2 separate regions of the Homo sapiens genome follow, and region 2 is linked to region 1. A link is a contact called in ENCODE Hi-C data. All regions are on one chromosome and are shown on one strand. The core of a region is the stretch at or near the end of the contact, and the rest is flanking DNA. Distances in the headings are between cores, read along the strand shown. Region 1 overlaps FRMD4B (FERM domain containing 4B). Region 2 overlaps LINC00870 (long intergenic non-protein coding RNA 870).

Region 1 (4,039 bases), core at 1,145-3,644:
GTTGGCAAAGCAAAAAGTTTCCAAACCACAGGGTGTCTGCTGCTTGCATACTCACTGAAGCCAAAATTTCCATTTTCTACAAGGCAACTGGAGAACTTTCATTTCTGGTTAACCTGAACTGCAGATGAAAATGAAAATCCCCCCACCCCCAACCCACAGGCTGTGCTCTCAGCTTTTCTTAGTTCCATTTTTGTGACTTTTCCTGTTTACAGTATCTGTGCCCTCCCATTTTTTTGTTTTTTTATTTTTGACTCATTGATACTGTACCATGACGTCTAAAAATACAGCCTAACAACTGGTTTTAAGCAACGAGGCTGTTTCTTTCTGGAGAGGAACAGCAGAAATATCCTGCATGTTTTTCTGAAAATAAACATTTGACAGTCTCTTCTTGGTGCCTAACATGAGTTTCTAATTGGAAAAGCACAGTCAGAATATAAAGAGAATCTTGCTTTTCACTGAAGTTTCTTCCATGTAGATATATACCCTGATTTTTCCCTCTCATGTTGTTTGTTGAGCACCTTTTTGAGCTTGGCCTAGCCCCTTATAAACTGTGGGACCTCAGACAAGTCATTCTCAACTTCGTGGAATCTCAGATTATGGAAACTATCTGCTTCACAGGTAGGTTTGAGAGCTCAATGGGGAAAATGTATGTAAAAGCAGATGGCATAGGCAAAGCCATGAACACATATTAACTTGCATTTTATGGAGATGAGAACAAAGGAATGATCTGGTCACAATCAGATAAGGTGTTAGAGTTTACCACCTTCCTTCCCCAGATTTGGACATATGGACAGCTAAAAATGGTGGTTGTAAGTTAGTCTGTTGATTATCACTAGAAAAAATCAGATTGAATGAATCCCCAGCTATTAGGTTTTTGGGTCTCTCCAGGGTTTAACTGGCGGGTTGATTGTCAACTTAAACATGACAGCTTAGTGTCTTAATAATGTAGAAGAGGCTGGGCATGGTGGCTTATGCCTATAATCCCAGCACTATGGGAGGCCGAGGCGGGAGGATCACTTGAGCCCAGGAGTTCAAGACTAGCCTAGGCAACATAGTGAGACCTTATCTCTACAAAAAAAAAAAAAAAAAATTGATTAGCCAGGCATGATGGTGTGCACCTGTAGTTCCATTTACTTGGGAGGCTGTGGTGGGAGGATTGCGTGAGCCCAGGAGGCTGAAGCTACAGTGAGCTATGGTCCACTCCAGCCTGGGTGATAGAGAGAGAGACCTTGTCTCAAATAATAATAATCTAGGAAAACTTTTTTCTTGAGAGAAGTACGCACTTAAGCAAATTAAAATAACCATTTCTGGAGAACAGGATAGTACTCAATAGCTTAGACATTATTTCCACTAATAATAGTACTCACGGCACTAGGGTAAGGATAAACTGGTAATACATGTCAAGCACTTAGCACAGACTCTAACACCTAACCTATACTCAATAAATGGTGTATTACTGATGATACAATTATCATCTGTGCTTTAAGGTAGAGTTTATAATCAGTTCAACCTGCCTTAATACAAGAGGCAAACCCAAATGAGACTGATTTTTTATCCTTTCCATTTCATAGGGGCAGAAACTGAGATTTAGAGAGATACCATGATATTCTCTTAGGTAAATAGCAGGGCTGGGACACAAACTCAAACCTCGTGACTCTAAATCCTGTGTGCTTCTCATTGACACTAGGCTGGTGTCTCCTGATGGCCTTCAGCTCCAGGCTTAATAAGTTGCTTTGCTTCTTTATTTTTCTTTCTTCCTTTAAAACCTGGCTTTTCTTTTCACCAGACTTATCAGATCAGGCTAGAATCTGATAAGGGATTGTCATTTATGAGAATGCCCTCCCCAGGGAATGTCTGCCCGAAGCTGGCTGGAATTGCCTGCCAGGTTGGCATTAGAGCTGCAGCAATGGCCGTCCATTGACTGGCCAGCCTTTCTTGTTTACTTTCTCCCAACCTCTGTAAGGCAGAAAGGAGCATGCAGTTAAATGTTTAGAAAACACCATCAGCCCTCCAGTCTCTACTGGGAGCCACTTGACCAAGAGCAGTGGTCCAATATAAGTTCTCTCCATCAATTAATTTCTTTTCTTTCTTTCTTTCTTTCTTTCTTTCTTTCTTTCTTTCTTTTTTTTTTTTTAGACAGTATCTCACTGTTGCCCAGGCTGGAGTACAGTGGCACAGTTATGGCTCACTGCAACTCGAAACACCTGGGCTCAAGTGATCTTCCTGCCTCAGCCTCTCAAGTACATAGGACTACAGGTACACGCCTGGCTAATTTTTTGTAGAGACAGGGTCTTACCCTGTTGCTCAGGCTGATCTCAGACTCCTGGGCTCAAGCAATCCCCCCCCGCCTCAGCCTTCCAAAACATTAGGGTTACAGGAGGGAACCACCACATCCGGCCTTCTCCATCAATTTCCTCATTTCTCGTGCTTCCTGGGTAAAGAGAAGTGAGTTTTGCACATGCTTAGAACTCAATTCCATTGCCAGTTTATCTACTTCAGAGCCCTTATTATCTGAAAATATCATATTTGTTTAATTGTTACTAGTTTCTTTTTTTCTCCTCACCTCTAAAGCAGTTGTTCTCAAAAGAGGTGATTTTGCGTCCCAGGGGACATTTGGCAAGGTCTGGAGACATATGGGGGAGGATCTACTGACATCTAGTGGGTAGAGGTCAGGGATGCTGTTTAGCACCCTATAGTGCCCAGGACTATGCTCCGCAATAATGAGTTATCTGGCTGCAAATACCAATGAAGTTGAGAACTGTAGGACAAGCTCCAGAGATAATGCCCTTTCAGTCTTATTGGCTGGTATATAATAGTGCCAAGAACAGTGCTTGCACTTAGAGAGTGCTCAGCACATATTGGTTAAGTGAATGAATGAACACATAATCCAGAGCTTTTCCACACTGAATTAATTACATGTGTGCTAGGCTACATCTTAAGCCCAGAGTAATATGGAGTCAGGTCCAGGAGGCCACATAACTGACAAATATCATCCTGTACCCTGAGTGTTCACATATGCATGACACAGCCATGGAAGCATCCCAACAGGTGGAGATTAATTCCATCCTGACTGCCCAAGGAAGATCAATAGCAAACATAGACACCATTTTTAGCAGCTGCCCATATTTCATCAGTGTGGGGCCAGGAAGTAGCCAAGGGATGGTGATTGTAAAACCTTTCTCTTCTTCTGGCCTTGCTTCGAGACAGTGGCCTGAACCAGCCAACTCTGGTTTGGTGAGTCTGGATCAAGCTTTTCAGAGCAGTGTTAGGCTTCGCAATCAAGGTGATACATTAAGTGCCTAAACTACATGTGATTTAATATATAGGATGTATGAGATAGGAAATACTTTGTACTGAAGTAATATAGCCCTTAAGAGCATGGATTCTGGAGTCAGAACACCTAGGTTTACATCCTACTCTGCCTCTTCCTGGCCCTATGACCTTGTAAGGTGGGTCAGCCATGTACCTTTTCTGAGCCTCAATTTTCTCATCCATAAAATGAAGCTAGTAATGGAATCCACCTTACAGAGTTCTTATGAAAATTCATTTAAAACGCATATATATATATATATATATATATATATATATATATATATATATACACAGAGAGAGAGAGAGAGAGTTGGGTTTTTGTTTTGTTTTTTTGAGACAGAGTCTCGCTGTGTCGCCCAGGCTGGAGTGCAGTGGTGCGACCTCAGCTCACTGCAACCTCCACCCACTGGGTTCAAGCAATTCTGCCTCAGCCTCCCAAGTAGCTGGGATTACAGCATGCGCTACCATGCCGAGCTAATTTTTTTGTATTTTTAGTAGAGAGGGGGTTTCACCATATTGGCCAGGCTGGTCTCAAATTCCTGACCTCAGGTGATCTGCCCACCTCAGCCTCCCAAAGTGCTGGGATTACAGGCATGAGCCACCACGCCCGGCCATAAAAGGCCCTTTGTATATAAATGAAAGGATTTGGGATAGTTATCAGGCACACAGTCAGCAGCTGTTATCTTTGTTAGCATTTCTCTTAAGGCATGTTACTCAATTACTCAAT
Region 2 (4,039 bases), core at 1,121-3,620, 2.8 Mb before region 1:
GTAATCCTCCCACCTCAGCCTCCCAAGGTGGTGTTGGGATTACAGGCTTGAGTCACCATGCCTGGCCTCAGCTTCTGTCTTAATTGAAGACAGCCAGATTCCCATATATGTTCTTCATTCAATCTATTGGGATGCGTTGTTTTGGTTAAAATGTATTTAAAAATTCAGCTTCACACAGTTGGAAACGAAAGGACGATTTTAATACCCTCTTCAGATAACTGTGGCTATTCCTTTGTGATACTATACCAAAACTCAACAAGTGGTAGTTTTTGTACTGGTTAGATGCAACATGAAATCTGAAAACCTATCAGTGAGCTTTTATATTTTATCATATTAAAATCAATCTGTCTATGTTGTGTTTTAAATGGACCTTTTACCCATGTGTGATTCTATAACATTATATCAACTATTTGGAAAATATTGGTTCACAGAGTTCTGCAGATCTACCAAATGTTGACACATTTTGTTACATAATATCAAAAGGTCGCATGTGTTCATATCCACACTGATCTTATCAGAAGAGTCTTCAAACATGGGGAAGCTGTCAAGCACATAGTGGAGGATATAAGTTTTCCAGAAATTCTGTTTTTTGATGGCAAGCTAAAATTTTTTCATTGGCAGCAATGAGAAGGCATGAGATTGCTACCTAGCCTTAGTCTCACATAAACTCAAAGCTTCCCTCCCCAACTTCTCTCTTCTTCAGTCTTTGCCATGCACCAGAGGTCCTGTCTTTCAGCAATGCTCTTCTGCAAGTGAGGTAATATTGTATTAGCTTTTGTGTGTCACTGATTTTTTTTTCTTTTACCTTTTTCTGTATAGTCTGGATAAGCCTATTGTTTCTGCATCTAACCCTGCTAGCTTCAAATTACTTTCTCCTCCTCCCTGTGGAATGGTGGATTGGTTCCCATGAGCAGTCAAAGACAAGACAGGGAACAGTATGAGGCCACCTACTGAATAGTTCTTGAATCAGTCACCTTCCCCCACTCCTAGCCACCACAACTTAGCCAGAAGCCACCATTTTCTTTGGCTGGGATTTTGGCAACAGGCTCATAACAGGTCTGCAGGCCTTGAGTCTGGAGGCCTCGCCTAGTCCATTCCCTTCTGGCAAGCCAGAGAGCAAATCTGCAGCAGTCCTGCCCCGATACCTACTGCAACCTGGGAGAAGAGCACAAAGGAGGGTGCAAGGCCCATCTCCAGCCCCACGCATGTGGACCCCACAGACTGCAAGTCCAAGAGTTGCCCACCCCTCCTGTACACACACGGTTGCCTCTCAGATTGGCCTGCTGGACAAAAGCTGTAGCAGCCTCCCTGGAGAAGGAAGAGGGACAAGAGAAAGAGGTGTGCACAGACCCTAAAGGTAGGCTCAGGATGTTTGGAGCAGGAGTTCCAAGTATGTAAAGCATGATGCATAAAGAAGTGGATGTAGGTTCCAGGTGGCGAATCCTTAGGTATCACCACTCCTCAACCAGGTTGTCGGGGAGGCAGTGGGCTCCAGGGTAGAGCCCTATAAATCACACCCTAAGCAAGAACCTCAGGTGCCCGTGTCTAAAGGTGTAACAGTGTGCAAATGTAACCTACATGACCCTTCATCATTCACAGGATCAAGTGCCCACGCCTTGGTCTACCAGGCCTCTCCCAGTCTGGCTCCTGCCTACCTGTCTTTCTTGCCCTTGACTGTGTCTGGCTCTCGTCCCTAGGTGCCCCATGCTGTCTCACTGCAGGGACTTTACAGCACGTGACCTCCTCTGGGCCTTGCCCTGGATGACATCTCATCTTTGCTGTGCTCTGCTCAGAGATCATTCTTCCCTGGCACCCCAGTCCGCCAGCTCTAGACTTAAGTCTGGGTTGGCTTCTAGTCTTTGGCCTTCACAGCTTTCATATCCTCTCTGTCCTCCACCACAACAAAGCATGACAGCTATCATTAGGCAGTGCTCACTATTTACAGCTAAGGGCACTGAGTGCTTCCAGTAACTCTATGACATGCATGCTGTGTTTATGCCCATTTTACAGGTGAGGGAACTGAGATGAAGCATCGTAACTAATTTGGCCACAGGGCCAGCTAATAAGAGAGTCAGGCTCCAAGTTTAGACACCAAGCTTTTAACCACTGTGCCAGTGATTTTCGGTCCTTAAACTTTTGAGTACAACAGAATCACTGGTGTGCACACGATTGATGTGCAGCAGAGGGGAGAGAGTAAGTTTATTAAAGTACAGACTCCTGGGCCCCACCAATCCAGAGATTCTGATTCTATAGGTCAAAGGTGGGGCCCAGAAAGCTGCATTTTTATAAGCTCCCCAGGGGATTCAGATGCAGGTATTAGGGGGAACCACACTTGGAGAATCACACACTTTCCTGCCTAACCGCAAGTCCTAAACTGCAACCCGCTAAATATAATTAGGTCTTCTGGGCTCAGCAGGGCCCCTGAGAAGGAGGAAGAAGATACTGCGTGCATCTAGCAAGTTCTCCACACCACCTGTGGTGGTGGTTGGAGTGGGGAGGGCCTTTCCCTGGGGGGAAGATACACACCCTGGTTGCATCATATAGACACAACACCAGAGCCATAATCTGGGGTGTCCAGAAGCCAGCACACCCTCCACATTCTGTGTTCAGCTCCGGCTTGGCCACAATTACCTGGAACCTGGTCTGTCTGCCCCTGCCCCACCCCTCTGGCTGCTGCTAGTTAACTGGAAGCTGTGGCCACAGGGCGTATGGGCTGAGAACATAATTAGGGAGCCCATTCCCAGCCGAACAGCCGGAGGACTTTTGTACCTTGTCCATCTCTTCTCTGAGACTTGTCAAGACACTCAGTGGTTGGTCAGCAGCCCTGACTTGGGTACCATAAAGCAGGGAGGATGGGGGGCAGCAAAGAGGACTGTGTGGTGACCTCACTGGGTGGTCTCCTTCAAGCCTTTCCAGCTCTGCCAGCAAGAACAAAGTGACAAGGCCTCTTCTTAGAAGGAGGAAAGAGATGTGTCCTCAACTCAGGGGACAGCCAGGGCGATCTGAGACACTGGGCCTTTCTTTCACCTCATTGTTTCCTCTGTCATAATTTTCAATTTTCCCCTGCCTTTCTTTCTTTCTTCTTTTTTTTTTTTTTTTTTTTTTTAGATGGAGTCTCGCTCTGTTGCCCAGGCTGGAGTGCAGTAGCGTGATCTTGGCTCACTGCAACCTCTGCCTCCCGGGTTCAAACTATTCTCCTGAGTCAGTCTCCCCACTAGCTGGGATTACAGGCATGTACCACCACACCCAGCTAATTTTTGTATTTTTAGTAGAGATGGGGGTTTCACCACGCTGGCCAGGCTGGTCTCGAACTCCTGACCTCAAGTGATCTGCCCATCTCGCCTCCCAAAGTGCTGGGATTACAGGTGTGAGCTACCGCGCCTGGCCTCCCCTGGATTTCTATTCCTTTCTTAATCATCTTCTCTGTCCCTGTCCACTTTACCTTTTGAGAGAGATTATTCCCAGAGTCCCCAGTGAGTCATCTGTAGCCAGGTTGTGACCCCCTGACCAAGCAGGGCCAATGGGATTTCCCTCCCAGTGACCTGGCCTTAGGGCTCAGACTTACAAATCAAGTCGCTTCGTGGACTAAACCTTTAAGGTGCATAGACTTGGGCTGGAGCTGCCTGTGCTGGGGTGGTTGGGGTGGCCGTGCTGGGGAGGCATTTGGGAGTCACATGTTCTGGTGTGCAAACAGAGAGCTGGGGGCTGGTCTACAGCAAAAAGCAGGCAAATGAAGCAGAGAAGGAGAAAAGTGCTCCTTAAGAACCCAAAGAGAGAGGAGGAAGAGCCCATTTGCTTCCTGCCAGCTTTCCAATTCCCAGCACCAGTCTGTTGTGAGGAATTTCTAGTCTTAAACTAGAGGATACCCAGATGAATTCTTGTCCTTGTGACCTGCAAGATAACCTAACTCCTCAGGATTGCTTTCCCTGTGTTTAAGTTAGCGCAAGTGAGTTTGTTTTGGTCAAGCAAATCATCCCTTATGAAGACAGCCCTGCCAGGAGAGGTGAGTCCTGGGCTGACACACCCGGTGAGTTACAAA

What was found. Hi-C counts contacts between places; a loop is a spot of excess contacts on that map. Pooled maps may share reads with other maps.
Region 2: a loop to region 1 is called in a map with no recorded cell type, with 11 times the contacts of the local background. The contact joins two enhancer-like sites. A Hi-C loop is called at or near these places in 2 of 37 single-sample maps with no recorded cell type and 1 of 50 pooled maps.

The regions. Positions count from the first base shown.
Region 1 is chr3:69,323,171-69,327,209 of GRCh38, reverse strand. All of the region lies in intron 1 of FRMD4B (FERM domain containing 4B), which reads left to right. Among named protein-coding and RNA genes, the nearest start is that of FRMD4B, 61 kb to the left of the region's middle. Within about 2 kb of position 2,394, at least 2 of the 41 ENCODE cell types and tissues checked have a DNase peak (open chromatin) inside an H3K27ac peak, as active enhancers do.
Region 2 is chr3:72,162,467-72,166,505 of GRCh38, reverse strand. All of the region lies in intron 2 of LINC00870 (long intergenic non-protein coding RNA 870), which reads right to left. Among named protein-coding and RNA genes, the nearest start is that of LINC00870, 13 kb to the right of the region's middle. RefSeq lists enhancers at 1,703-1,812, 2,323-2,592, 3,593-3,692, 3,713-3,762. Within about 2 kb of position 2,370, at least 4 of the 41 ENCODE cell types and tissues checked have a DNase peak (open chromatin) inside an H3K27ac peak, as active enhancers do.